Linked DNA regions of Homo sapiens: region 2 is linked to region 1. Evidence: chromatin loops called from intact Hi-C (ENCODE). Cell type or tissue: ascending aorta. All regions are shown on one strand. Each heading gives the region's core, and the rest is flanking DNA. Links, peaks and the distances in the headings are about the cores only.

The links. Peaks named below come from ENCODE experiments on the same cell type or tissue, not always from the same donor. Only the 100,000 strongest peaks of a DNase experiment are listed, where the experiment ranks them.
Region 2: a loop joins it to region 1, with 2.7 times the contacts of the local background. A loop is called at or near these places in 1 of 110 quality-filtered maps.

What each region holds. Positions count from the first base shown.
Region 1 is chr12:87,321,141-87,329,053 of GRCh38, forward strand. No RefSeq gene overlaps it. Among named protein-coding and RNA genes, the nearest start is that of LINC02258, 440 kb to the right of the region's middle. In ascending aorta, for the core only: no CTCF peak of the experiment used is centred there; no DNase peak of the experiment used is centred there; H3K27ac peaks cover 1,010 bases.
Region 2 is chr12:86,711,578-86,719,490 of GRCh38, forward strand. It overlaps a transcript of MGAT4C not described here. Among named protein-coding and RNA genes, the nearest start is that of MIR3059, 30 kb to the right of the region's middle. In ascending aorta, for the core only: no CTCF peak of the experiment used is centred there; no DNase peak of the experiment used is centred there.

The DNA.
Region 1 (7,913 bases), core at 1,949-6,948:
TTAACATTGACACTGTTAAGATTAACAAGCATCAAATTATTTTTTCTGAAAGATCTAAATATTTCAAGATTTTAAATAATATTAAAAATAAGTTATATGAGGATAATTTTATCTCTTTCATTCAAAAAACATATCATTCAAAACCCATATCTTTCACTTAATATTTTTGAATAAGTGATCAATTTAATGAATGAGTAAAAATAATTCTATTATATGTGAACATTCCATGCTAGTGAAATGCCTAGGCAGATAATCCTAAAATTATTAATTCATGACAAATCTTACTTCTGGCATTGAGTCAATTGTACTCAACTTATTAATGTATTACATCAACAATAGGCAAGAAACATTCAAGTGAATTTATAACACTCCATCTTCTTGCAGATATATCCCGTAGGTTTATCTCCGATGTGTTTGTCAGGACTACTTCAGTTTGAAGCATACACTAACCTACTTCAAACCAGCTTTGTGAGAGAGTAGGATTTATTTTAAAATGTAGATGTGACTTCTGGGAATCTAGATTGCTTCTAACACCAGAACGTCTGATGCAGGGGCTAAAATACTGTGTCAGGACTTTATTTCTCCCTTTATCTCTCATATCTCCTTTTGTCAGCTTTCTCTTTTTCTGCATGTATATTTTCAGCTTTTATTCTAAAAAGAAGACGTTTCTGAGATGTTTTTCTATGTATTAGTCTGTTTACACACTGCTATAAGGAACTGCCCGAGACCGGGTAATTTAGAAAGGAAAGAGGTTTAATTGACTCACAGTTCAGCATAGCTGGGGAGGCCTCAGGAAACTTACAATCACAGCAGAAGGCAAAGGGGAAGCAAGGGACATCCTTCACAAGGCAGCAGGAAAGAGAATGAACGAAGGAGGAACTACCAAACACTTATAAAAACCATCAGATCTCGTGAGAACTCACTCACTATCACGAGAACAGCATGGGGGAACCTGCCCCCATGATTCAATTACTTTTACCTGGTCTCTTCCTTGACACGTGTGGGCTATGGAGATTACAATTCAAGATGAGATTTAGGGTGCGGACACAGCCAAACCATATCAATCTACAAGTTAAATATCAGGGTATATTATGATTGTGTGGTTATATTCCCAGCCCTGATCAACCACTAAATCAAAGGTCTGGGATACAACTGGCCCACATCTTGAGTTACATGCTTACTCAGTAGGCAGTGGAATAATCACTGAAATTGACAGGAATACGGAGATGAGGGTAAGGTAGTCCCACATTGGAAAGGTTGGAACATTGGTAACACAAACAGTTTCAATTACTCCCCCCTATTTGCACACTGTTTGCAATGCAGTATGACTTCATAGCTGTTGCTATCAAGAGTGGAGACTCTTTTCCTAATCTTTGAATCTGGGGTAGCTTTGTGATTTGTTATGGCCAATGCTTCTGCTCTTCATTAAACCCTGAAACTACCATGGGAATAAGCACTAGCTAGGCTGCTGGAGGATGAGAGAGACCACATGTATTGACCTCACCTAGGCAAGGCCATCTTAGATCAGCCACAGCCCAGAAAACCCTCAAATTAATTGTAGATGCATGAATGAGCTCAGCTGAGATTAGTCAACCTAACCCATCCAGAGTAATCTAATCTACTCAAATCAGCACACCTGTGGACTTGTGCTCAATAATAAACAAGCAAAGGTTTAAGCCAAATCCTTAGTTTAAAGGGTTATTGGCTTAGTTTGGGGTTAGTTTATTTCCCTAAAACAAAATATAATAAAGCATTTTGGACAAATACATTGCACTTATCCCATAAGCGTGTTGCTGAGATCCAGTCTACATCATCTTTTTTATCTCATACTATGCACGTTTTCTTGACAGGGTCTGTAAGATCAATCAGGATAGACCTGGACCAAAAAATGGTAGAAAAGGAGGAAGTGAAAATAAGCTAAATGGACAGGTGAGAAGGGAAGGACTGAATAAATTAGTTAAGAAATATTTATTGGGTACTTGGTGCTGGGCACTGTTTTAACACTAGGGATATAACAGTGAAGACAATGAATCAAGTAGTTACTTTCTATGAAACATTAATTTTAATGTTGTGAGGCTTACAAGATATTAAACATAATAAGACATAAAAATATGATATGTTCATGCTGTGATTAAAAATAAAGCAGAAAACTGGTCTGGGAGTATTATATAGGGTATCCAAGAAAGGCCTCTCAATATTGCATTTGAGCAGAGACCCGACATACATGTGGAAATAAGCAAAGATGATAACTCTAAGAAGAATATTCCAGGCAGAGAGAACAGCAAATGAAAAACCCTAAGGTAATGGTATGCTTGAATCATCTGAGGAACACTAAAAAGTCAGTAAGACTAGAGCAGAGTTAGCAAATGGAATAAAGATAGGAAATGACTCAAAAGAAATGGCAAGGACTCAGAACACACAGGAACTTACAAGGTTACGATAAGAATTTTGGAAAGAAAAGTAGATATTGGCTCAAAAGAAATATTCAGTTACTATAAATAAATGGTTTTCCATTGTTGATTGAATGTATCCCTGCAAGAATTTTAAATATTTTCCTGCAATGATTAGATAAGTAGCAATATCCAGTGGAATACTTTCAAGCTCCCTGTAATGGATATTATGAAAAACAATATTCATTAAAAATGTATGTGCTATTATTTCTATTAAATAGAATAGTCTTATTATAATTATTAATAAAAGATCAAAAGATTCAGCATTATATGAGAAAAGAGCAGACCTTGTGACTAGGATAAAATGTTTATGTTTAATAATGTTAAAAATAGATATAAACAGTGCTACATGCTTTAAGATCGGCTGCCACTCAATCCAGTTTAGAATCTTTTTTGTTTTGTTTTATTTTTCTTTCTTTTTTTCTTGATTAAATGTTGTAGTTTTAATTTAAAAATGAGCATCAAGCCCCTTATTTTTAAAAAATTAAAAAGATGATTAGTATGAATGTTGTGGTAACTTACTGCTGAGTCTTACCATTTCTCCTCCTGAAAAAAATAAAACTGAAATAACATAAAATTATTTTTATATAAATTATGAAGTACAAAACTTAAAAATCACAGTTTTCTCTAAAGTGTTGTCCCCCTGCCCCACTCCCCCACCACACACACAAAAAAAAAACCAGACCAGTAGAGCCGTGTAGGAATTTCTGCAAGAAGTTGCACAGAAGCTAAGCTGCAGAACTGGAAGAACTAAGAACCCCAGCAATGGTGAATCTCACACAACTCCAGGTAAAAAGCACTCGCAAAAAGTGAGTGCCCCCCGTTAGTAAAAAAAAGCTGTGAACATACCAGATTTGTTTTATAGAAGCAGGAGTAAAGGGAGAGAGAAAAGTTTGAAAAAAATTTATAGAATAGAAAGCTCTGAAAGAAGCAGCAAAAATCATCTTCCAAAAGCAAGGGAATCTTAATGTCCGCTAGATGCATTCATGGTGCACCACAGCTGATGAGGGAATCTGGGAGAATAGGCCAGGAAAGAAAAAGGCTACCTCACTTACTTAATGTTAAAGAGGCAGCAAAGGCAGGACAGAAGCACCGCTTTTGAAGGAAACAGTAGTTATTTGTGTCAGATGAGGAACAAACCTTTAAATACAAAGGCAAGATATCTTTTCCATTACTCTTATTTGTGCCCCCATCCATCCCAGGCAGAAATCTCTTAAAAAATCTGGTCCATAAAATAACACTCACCCAAATATGGGTGACCAAAAAGGAAGAGGGAAAATATTCAAATAAGGATTAGAAAAATGGCAGAGAATGATAAAATTTTCCTACAAAAATATTCATTAAGTAGACATTACCATAGAACAGATAAACATTGCGAACAGTCTGCCATGAATTAAAACATTTATAATAATGGTGAACTCATCAGACAATGAAGGAAAATGTCAGGACAGAAATCCATTCATGAAAGACATGGTCAGACAATCTATAAAAGTGAAAAGAGAACTGAAAAAATCAGAAAATAAATAGAAATTAAAATATGAATCCTTTAGAGAAACAAGAAAAAATTAAAGGTGCAATAAGGTAGAACAGTCAGTCTTTAATTGCTCTAAAATGACTTATTAAATTCTCATAGGTATTTGAGTCTGTATATGGTCTTTCATTTTTGTTTCCTTTCTATTTTTTTTTTTTTTTGGTCAGTTTGTCTATTTATGAAACAGCAGCACGTGTTTTCATTACTGGCTTAATATATCAATAGTAAATCAGCTATTGTTCCCCAATCGAATCTCCTTTCAGAGTTTTCTGTATTTATTATTATTATTATATTTTATTATAATTGACATGCAGAAGATGTCTGTGTGTATATGTGTATGTGTGTTTCCGTTTGAAACACTTTTATCTATCCAGGTATACAAACAATCCATTTATGTTTTCTTCCAATATTTATGGCTTTCTGATTTTTTTGGCATTTGAGTAATTAATCCACTTGAAATTTACACTAGTATATGGTGTGTATTATGGGCCAATTTTATCATTTCCAGATGAATCCCCAGTTTGAGAATCACTAAGTAAAGCTCTATGAAAACAAGCAATATTATACACTGTTGGTGAGAGTACAAAATGATACAGCTCCTAAAGAGGAGTAATTGGCAATGTTTATCAAAAATTACAAAGACATTTTTCCTTTGATCCAGCAATGTTATTTCTGTAATTTGTCCTGAAGTTATTCATGCACAGGTGCAGAGTGACATATATACAATAAATCTTTGCATTGTTGTAGTAGCAAGAGATTAGAAACCAGTAATTTATTCAATGATAAAGACTTTTGTAATTGAAACTAAAGTAATTGAAACTAAAGTATATTAATTAAACTATGCAGATAAAAAAAGATGAAGAAGCTTTCTATAGACATGGGAGAAATGATTTAATATGTAAAAAGTAAGACTACAAGGAGAATTGTGAAATAGAATGCTATTTTTTGTTTAAGAAACTGGTAAAATAAGCTGGGCACAGTGACTCATGCCTGTAATCCCAGCACTTTGGGAGGCTGAGGCAGGTGGATCACCTGAGGTCAGGAGTTCAAGACCAGCCTGGCCAACATGATGAAACCCCATCTCTACTAAAAATACAAAAACTCGTTGGGCATGCTTTTGGGAGCCTGTAATCCCAACTACTTGGGAGGCTGAGGCAAGAGAATCGCTTGAACCTGAGAGGCAAAGGTTGCAGTGAGCTAAGATTGCGCCATTGCACTGCAGCCTGGGCAACAAGAGTGAAACTCCGTCTTGAAAAAAAGAAAGAAAGAAAGAAAGAAACTGGTAAAATAAGAATTTACTCACATTTGTTTATATCTAGATAAAGAAAACTAAAAGGTTAACTAAGAAACTGAAAATATGGTTGATGTTAGATAGCAGTGAATGGAAGGGAAAGGAACAGAGGTGGGTGGGGAGGTGACTTTATAATTGTGGTAATATTGGAATAGTTTATTACCTATTTCAGAAAGTTATCATGGTTTTTTTTTAGATAGGGTCTTGCTGTGCTGCCCAGGCTGGAGTGCAGTAGTGCAACCATGAGTCACCGCAGCCTCGACTTCCCAAGGTCAGGTAATCTTCCCACTAAGTCTCCCAAATAGCTGAGGCTACACACACAGGCCACCAGGCCTGGCTAATTTTTGTAATTTTTGTAGAGACAGGGTTTTGCTATGTTGTTCAGGCTGGTCTCAAACTCAGGGCTGAAGGAATCCACTGGCTTCAGACTCCCGAAGTGCTCAGATTTCAGGCATAAACCACTGGTCCTGGCCTCTATAATGCACTCTTTAAGGAAATGCTTTATTTTACATTCTACCTCCCTATGGAAATATTAAATATGAATGACATCAGATATTTTCATATATAATGGTTATAAAAGGGTATGTCAAAGAGGGAATTTACAATATTCTTTATTGACTTACATGTTTGTTTTAGAACACATTAGTACTATGTTGAACAATGTAGCCCTATAAAACTAGATAGTCCAGACCTAAATTATCTAGCTGAGATTGTTGTCCAAATAAATGATCTGTTCATCATTAAGCTACCACAAGTTGGGAGACACTTCTCTGGGGAAGTGGAACATTCCTGCACATCTGGCAAGCAGCAACACTGACAGCCCTCTGTTCTAGATTAATTTTTTGAAGATGTTTGTATAACCAACAGACTTGGAAGACAGAAATAATGGCTCACTCTGGAGCAAAGGGCAGTTTAGCTTACTGTCCAATAGAGTGTCTCCCTCCAAGGCAACAGGGGAGTTTGCCTGTAGACCACAAAAACAGGTGGGGGGGGTTCTGAGTTTGTGGTTCCTCCCGTGTTATGCAACCCACTGGAGTTGCAGGCATCACCTTGCCTTTGTTTCACCATCCTGTGCGAATTCGGGCTATGGGACCATCACAAGAAAATGATCATACATCAGGTACTACTACTGCAGTGAGTAATAAGCTATTCTTTTGCTGCGCATGTGAAATCTGATGTTTGCAGCAAAACTTTATAAAACTTCATCTGACTTTGTTTTTTAGCTTGCAAATAGCATAAAGTCTCAGGTTCATCATGGTTTTTGACAACATTTAGAAGTATATATCCAAATTTATGATAGATTCTTTAAGGCCATATAAAATAAGTTTATTTGCATTCTGAATAATTTATAATTATTTATTTAATCCTGTGATCAATAGATGTAGTTATGTACATTTGTTCATATGTGTATTTCATAGAAAAGGATGTAGAGAAATTGAGTATAGACTAGCCAAAAAATTTTTTATCACTTAGAAAATGTATTTATGAAGGTTACTGGATTCTAGACTACACTTGAAGTATTTTAGAGAGGCTTTTTTTAGACGTCTTTCTTGTGAATAGGAAATGATTCTTATTAAAATTATAGCAGAAAGGCTAAATAAAATAAATAGAAATAACCTGGTTATCAGAAGGCTAATTATACTTAGTTGTATTGTAAGAAGCATCAATTAGCCTTTTGACCAAACTTCATATTAAATGATGGTATTTAACCAGTTAATTGTTCTCAAAATAACAGAATAAAGATGTGTTATAAAACGGAAAACAGAATGGTTCCATTTACATATGAGTATATGCATAAATCTGGAAGAATGAAATTTTAATAACATCCTCTGCCTGTTAATATATTATGTAATCTTAATTTGCTTCCTTATAACTTGTTATATTTTCTGATTTTAAAAAGAGAAGGTCGTTTTATTTTAAAAGGTTTTGAACTATTAAAAAATTATTTAATTCAAGTTTTTTTCTTTCTAAATTGTTTTGTGAATATATGCAAAATGCATATAAAGCAATAATGTCATATGTCTACATGGTTTTTTATAATGGATTCTTTATAAATGTAAACTAAAATACAGCACAAAAGTAATCTATATTCTCTCTATAACTTCCATAGTTGAAATATCAAAAATACAATTCATAAGCACTTTGATAAGAATAAGCTACTATAGTGACCTAATGATTAAGGTATGCCTTCCTTCTTAAAATACATGTTCTGACAATTATTTTGTAGTTGCTTCAAATGCACTCAATTTATTAAGATAGAGCATGCAATTTCTAAACATTATGATATTCAACAATTTTTAATAATTTCTTTTTTAAGTGTAGTTGAGTTTGCCTAAGTAGACTATCCTTCTTTCTTTCTTTAATGCTGCTATTTCATAATTATATAGCAGGTTTTGGTAATTAATAATAATGTAAATTTTTGAAGAGGAAAATGGCTTAATGTATTTTTTTCTGACAGAGGGTCAAGGAGCAAAGGCATGTTTTATGAGTTTGTTGAAGATACGTTTGTGAAATTCTTAATGAAAAATCCATCTGGGTTAGGAGAGTTAAAGAGAGGGATTCTTTTGTTCTATATTAAAATTTATCCACTAACCTACTGTCCTAATGATCATCACCACCTATATAGATTTATTTTATTGAA
Region 2 (7,913 bases), core at 1,206-6,205, 610 kb before region 1:
AGTAGTACAACTTTTTTAGTTCAGTAGTATAAGATCTCTATTAATTTGGAATAAAGGATAAATGGAAGAAAAAAATATGAAAACAAGATAGACTTTCATCTCACAAATTTAGTTATTAAGCTGATATTTTTAAATTAAATTGCTAATATATTAAATTACACAAAAACGAAGAATTTAATATGTCTCATATTTGTGTTGTTTTGTATCAGAGCCAGACACACAATTTGAATGACCCAGTGCAAAATGAAAATGTGAAACCCCTTGTTAACAATTATTAAGAATTTCAAAACAGCAACAGCAGAGCCATAAACCATGATGACCTTTTAACTGTGGGGACTGTTTAACTGCACAGATCATATGCCCACAAAATCTGTCCTGCCCTGGGAGCAGACTACAATTTTAAATGGAGAGGATTTCAATTTTGATATATTGCCATGTGCTGGTGATGATTTCTTATGTTAGATAAGTACCTGCATATACAATAAACCCTTTAGATTCTAAATTTGTGGCAGTTTCCCATTTCATTTATTTATTAAATGAGAAGATAATAAATTTAATATTGTAATAAAAGATACGTTTGGAGAATAAATAACTTATAAACTTATATTTAAAAGATATCCACAATTTTTAAAAGTTGAAATATTTTTGGAATGTATACATACAGAATTTATGCTTCTTTACCCTGCAACAATAAAATACAACATTCCAACTCAAAAAAATATATAAAAGGATGGCATAGGGAGCAAGAAAGTGTTTTCTGAAATTAAGATGTTTATCAGTTCTCGATCCATGAATAACATAATCAATGACTAACCATAAAAAATAAGAAAAACTTCAGACAGTTTGTATAAGTCAACAGGAGAAACTCAAAAAACGTGGGGAAAGAAATATGCTGGGCTGTGTTTTATCAGCACAAGAGCAATGAGTCATTTAGGGGATGCTGGAATCTCTTGAGTAAGATCCACTTGACAAAGCATTTATGCCATCTGATGTCACTGTGACTCATGACGAAACTATTATTTTTGAAAACTGGCTTGTTTTCTTTAGCATGAATCACTAACTTGAGTTTTTAAAAATATGTTCATCTTCTAGCCACAGTAGAAACAAAATTAATTTTGAGGAAGGTGAGAATCGAGTAGCCAGGGTGCTTATAGTCTCAAGTCAGGTACCAGGAAGGAAAAGCTCTACTGAGTTCACACATAAAAGGTAGCTGCCGATTGTAGACAATTTTGCCTCCTCTGGCTCCATTCTCTAACAGAGTCTATATTTTTCCACCACCCAATACCTATCGATTTATAACATTAAGCCAGAAAACAAAAAGCCATCCTTCCCCTATAAGACGAGTAATAAGCATTGATAAAATCATTTCATGGATAGAAATTTTGTTAAAAGTTTAGCATTGTGACATTTTAGTCCATCTGCAATTTTCTACTATTTATTCTGAAACTGTCTGTAGACCCAGTTTTGATTCTATTTAATCGTTATGGAATTGTTCCACTCAAATACATAAGGCTGCACACACATACACACACACACACACACCATGCTATTTATACAATTACATTAAGGGATTCCACTTATGTTGAAAATAACAGTGTTACTGTTAACTTGTGTCTTCTTATGTATAACAGATGGTTTACATGTTGTTTTTTAAAGAGTAGATTTGATATAAAGGTAGCTATGAGACTGTACAACTCCCTCTGTGAGTACTGTTGATTTTGATGAATTGGTTCTTTTTTCTCCCAAATGACAATATGTTCAAACAGCTGTTGAACATTCAACCAACAACTATTAGGGTGACCCTACCCTCTGAGGATGTATCATCTTATTCTGAAAATATTCATTCATCTTTTTGGGTTCTCACATCATAATGAATGCATCTGTTATAAATTAATATTATAAAATTAATATTTGTGGAATTATAAGGGCTTCTACCTCTATAGTAAAGATATGTATTTTTAACTTTTTGAAGACTATATGCTACAAGAAAGGATAGTTTCATGAAAATATTGAGTAAAGTTAGGAAATGAATAGTTATGAATGCAAAAACATTAGCTAAACTATTTTCTGAGCTTTTACAATGTATTAGTAGTTTTATATATATGAGTTCATTTTATTTTCTTAAAAACTCCTATGAAGTCAGCACCATTGATATCTCTATTTTAAGGATGAGGAATCTGAGGCTTGAATAATTTTAGTAACTTTTCCAAAGTCCCATAGCTTGAAAGTGAAGGAGAAAAGATTTGACTTTAGGCCTCAGCACCTACGGACTTATGTATTACATTATTATGTAATTCAGAGCCCCCTTTAGTTATTAATTCATATTTTAAACATTTATTATATTGGCCTGTGATGTAGACAGGTATGCTAGAAGCATATTAGAAAATGGTTTGCACATAGTATGTTTTATTGCATCATGTGAGTCCTCACGAGCATTGCAGAAATTTCATATAGGAAGCAACAGCACTAAATTTTATTATCATCTTAACAAAAATTTAACTTGAAATTTTTATAGAAAGCTAAATCTGATAGGCATCCATTGAATGGATAAAGGACATCTATTCCAATTATGGAAATTAAGGGACAAAATAAAGACAGAGAGAAAATACTTCAGTATTTTTACCAAAATGCAGGTTAGCATTTCACTTTTTTGTTGGCTTAAGTCTCTTCTACCTCCATATATAAGTTGCACTTTGAAGACAAGTATACTAATGTTCTTGTGTTATGTTCTCAGTGTCTACCTCAGTATTTGACATGTGGTTAATTTACAGTAAATACATACAAAGCAGGGAGGCAGAGAATGATATTGTTTGGCTGTGTCCCCACCCAAATCTCATCTTGAATTGTAGCTCCTGTAATTCCCACGTGTTGTGGGAGGGACCCGGTGGGAGATAATTGAATCATGAGGGTGGTTTCCTCCATACTGTTCCTGTGGTAGTGAATAGGTCTCACAAAATCTGATGATTTTATAAGGGGAAACTCCTTTCACTTGGCTCTTCATTTGCTCTTTGCCTGCCACCATGTAAGACATACCTTTCGCCTTCCACCATGACTGTGAGGCCTTCCCAGCCATGCAGAACTGTGAGTCCATTAAACCTCTTTTTCTTTATAAATTACCCAGTCTCCAGTATGTCTTTATCAGTAGTGTGAAAATGGAATAATACAGAGAAGGAGTGAGGAAAGAGGTGGAAGGGAAAAAGGAAGGAAGGAAGGAAGGAAGGAAGGAAGGAAGGAAGGAAAGAATTAAAGTAGGAAGGAAGAAAGGGTAGAAGAAAGATGTAACGAGAATAAGAGAGAAATTATTTAAGAAGATATTAAAACAATAATAGCTATTATATGAGGAGTTAGAAAAAGAGGGCTTTAACCATAAATGAACAGAAACTTTTCTTAAGTTCACTTCATAACATACAGCATATTTGAGAAATAATTAGAAGTTGTGATAATTTCACCATGTCACATGGAAACTTATCTCGTTATGTTTAATTCAAACTTTGTATAATTATATATAATTCCTAAATAGCCCTTTACTTTTAAAAGTGGGTAATGATATAACAATAAAACTAATTTATTCAGGCATGTTTATCCCCACACAAAATCTTTTAAACAAGTTTTCAAGAATCTGAATTTCAGTTATAACAGCTGTCTTTTCTATTACTTAAACATACTTTGTAATTTTTTTCTTAAAGTAAACTACCATACCAAGAAAACAGAAACAAAAAAGCAAGCATGCTAATTTGTACACTTAGAAATTAAAGTAGAAGCTATTCTTGGAGAGGGAGTGGCAGTAGCTGATGGGTGAGGAGCATAAGGGAAGATTCTGGCTGTTGGTTATGCTCTGTTTCTTGATCTGGGTGCTGATTATATTATTGTTTGGTGTTTGTGCAAACTACCAAGCTGTATGTTTTTCTGTATGTATATTATACTTGAGTAAAAAGTTTAAACTTTTAGAGAGTCAATCTTGCTCCATGTTGTGGTTTGTGCAAACATCAAGGCATAATCACAGAACAAAAAAATTTAAGACCCAAGCTTCAATCGCAAAGCTGACAGATTTCTACACTTAGGCTCTTAAGCATTATTCTTGTGCTCTTTTCTTGTCCTAAGCAATATTTACTGTACACACAGCTAAGGAAGTCTACTCCTTTTACTCTGTCACTATAATATGCTTTAGCTAGACTTATTTGATGTCTTAGATCAGCATCAGTTTTAGATTATTATTCTGTGTATGAATGGTTAAAGTTTAGTAATCATGTTACCTAAATTTCAAAAGGGAAAATATTGGGCTTTTACAAAAATGTACTTTCAAATCAAGTAGTTTTGTTGTGTTTCTGAAAAGGAAAGAGCAAACAAAACTAGAAATTGTGCTACTGAAAAGGAAAGAGCAAACAAAACTAGAAATTGTGCTATTATTTGCTTCAATTTATCCACCTGAGATTAGTTAATCTACTCATAATGTAAGATGTGTTGTTTCAGGCAGATAACTATATAATATGTTGGTATGTTGTATTTTGTTTGTTACTATTGTGAAAAATAGTCCCACTGGTTTTCCAAAAGATACAGTAAACTGCCCACTAATTGCCAAAGGTGTTTATAAACCATCAGTCATCCCATACAGGAGGTACATATAAACATTAAACAGGACAAACTATTAATTTACTATTAATTAAAACTACTGAATTTGTGCCAAATTAATTCAAATAAACATAAAAATTAAGAAATAAACCATTTTGGTGGACAACAGTGCAATTTTAGTTTATATATTAACTACTGCCTCTGCTTCATATGTTGGCCCTACCTAATATTATCTTTTTTTATTCCTTTTGGTGGTGTTCATTAATCTTTGAAAGCAAACATGAAAAAATATAAATCATCTCATTTAGTATCTTGCCCTTGCAAAAAAGATAGTAACTTTAAAATGAAAAGCAGTAAAAGGGTAAATGTACTGGCATGCTGGATCTATTCAGCTCTTCAATTCCTTTCCCTTCTGAAAAATGAAGGGGGTAAACTCATTGAGAAGTTATTAATAGTTTGCCAATTGATTCATATGTCATTGCACTATACAAAATTTGTAGAAAGGAGAAAAATGGCTTTAATATATTTGAATGCTCTGTGCAACAAATGTCCTATTCCTCTGATAAGTGGTAGCTGTCAACTGATGACAGATACATGCCTTATAATAGGGAGATGCCAGTTACCAAGTGAAAGATAATGTTTCATATATTTGAAAGTTAAGTTGAGATGGGGATAAGACACTAGTTTACCTAGACTTCCACTGTAAACAAAAGTATGCTAGTTTTGGGAGAGTTCGGGTATTCCCTGCCCTTGAAATATGCAGTTGATTCTTCCTACCTCCTAGCACTATATACTATAATCTAAGCTGTTGTCATTGTAGTAGTGATAGATTTGCTCTAATAATGAAAATGAATTTGCTTTAACCCAATCATGGTTTCTCATGGTTTGTGACAACCTGCAATTGAAACTGACCTCAGAATGGGAAAAAATAATCAAATGTTGTGCTCTTTTTTTGGCCAAAGGACTTCCTCTGCCTTAGAGCACAATTTTTTTAAAAAACAGACATCAAGAAGAAAACTTGTAATTATAATTATTACAAAAAAAAAAGCTCAGAAAGACAAATTTGAAGCAAATATAACAAATTACAACAAACTACACAGAGTTCATTCTTAAACACCTTATATAAGAATATAAATTCAATAAAATTTGAAAAAATAGAAATATCATGTCAATAATTTAAAACATTGATACTACAAGAGAAAGCAAGAATTTTGTATTAAAACTTAGTTTTCCCTCACCTTTAGTCCTAACCCCTTTGTTCCTTTTCCATGACTAACAGTTCTGATATTATTTCCTTTCTGAATTGTAGGTTGCCTTGCAATTATCTTCAAAATTTGAAGAAGTAGATTATGCTGTCAGAAATACATAGCATATTTTGTTAGTCTTGATTAGTGATTTTTTCCTGATAAGTATTTCAAAAGCCTAAAATGCTAAGTTGTGAGGTTTTCTGAGAGAAAATAAAAACTCATCTCTTGGAAAGTCATTACTTTATAAATTGTTTTTATTCAAACAATGGAAGATAACATAAAAATCAGCTGAAACATGAAATAAGAGGAAAAAAGTGCAAGAAATAAACACTCAAGGTGAGCCTCAACAAATCCATAACTTAATGGAAACCTAATTTTACATACTTATATATGTATGGGTAGCATGAATATTTTGATGATTTTGCAGTGTCTAATTCTAGAACGTTCTTGTTTCAATACTGTTTCTACTTCACAGTTTATTATTAGGAAATTTGATATAAATTTTTGGCTAAGTTTTATACTCTTCTCTTCCAGGTTTCTTTTTCCCTTACTATCCTTTCTGAAAATTTATGTTAACCAGTTATTTTAATCAGGAGGAATTTCATCCCCAGAAGACATCTGGCAGTGTCTGTAGACGTTTTTGTTGGTCATAATGGGGGATGGGAAGGTTGTATTCTCTATTGATACAAACTAATGATGCTGTTAAATAGCCTACAATGCATAGGCAAGCCCCCCACAACAAAATTGCCGGGCTTTAAATGCCTAACACCATTGTTGAGAAACCCTGATCTAAACCATGATGGTAAAATAAACTCTGTAACTGACCCATTGTTTATGTTTTTTTCTAAACAAACAAACAAATGTTCTCAGTATTTCAATAGTTCTTGTGTTGGTTACCTGTTGTGGTATAAAAGCCCCAAACAGTAGCTTAAAACAGTAGCAATCAATTATTTTGTTCATGAACTCAGCAGTTGAGTGGGCTCAGCATGTGAGTGTTTGTCTCACCTGTGTCTTTCATGCAGCAGCAGTCACACAATGTCTGAGGATGGGGTTATCTTAAAAGGCCTATCACTTGCATAGCCAGGGCCTGGGCTAGAAAGAATTAAACAACTAGTGCTGAAACAGTAGAGGCTGCATGGACATCTCCTCTCTGTATATGGTTTCTTTACTTGATCTCTCTACATCAGGGGTCCCCAATCCCCTGACCATGGACCACTACCCATCTGTGGTCTGCTAGGAACCAGGCTGCACAGCAGGAGGTGAACAGCAGGCAAGGGACCATTACCACCTAAGCTTCACCTCCTGTCAGATCAGCGGGGTCATTAGATTCTTATAGGAGCAAGAACCAGAACCCTATTGTGAACTGTGCAGGTAAGAAATCTAGGCTGCATGCTCCTTATGAGTGTCTAACTAATGTCTGTTTATCTGAGGTGGGTCAGTTTCATCCCCAAACCATCCCACCCCCTCCATGGAAAAATTCTTTTCTATGAAACTAGTCCCTGGTGTCAAAAAGTTTGGGGACCACTGCTCTACACGGTGGCCTTAGGGTACCTGGGTTTCTTTACATGATGGTTACGTTCTTAAAGAGACAATGTCCTCAAAAAGACTGGCACAAGCTGAACAAATGTTTCTCTAAAGTTGCACAGTATTTTTCTACCATATTCTGTTCTTCAAGTTAGTCACAATATCCTGTCCAGGTTCAAGGAAAGTTAACATAGCCCCTACCTCTTAAATGAATGAAGATTGTCAAGAACTTGAGGGCATGGTCCACCTTCGTATCACAAGTACTTATACTTTCACTACGTGCAAAATACACTCACTCCCTCTCAAGACTTTCAAATGTCTCATATATTGTAATATCACACTCAGGTTTGAGGTTTTAGTATCCTGTTATCTAAATGAGATCCATGCACGTAAGAAGCTCTGTGCCTGTGGTTGTTTCAGTACAGCTCCTTCAGTGCTGTTTCTCTCAACCTGTAGATCTATGATCTAAAGAGACAAGTTATCTGCCCACCATATAGCTAACATACAATGATGGCTCACATATAGAAGAACTGATACAATTCCATTCAAAATAGGTAAGATGGGAGGCAATCA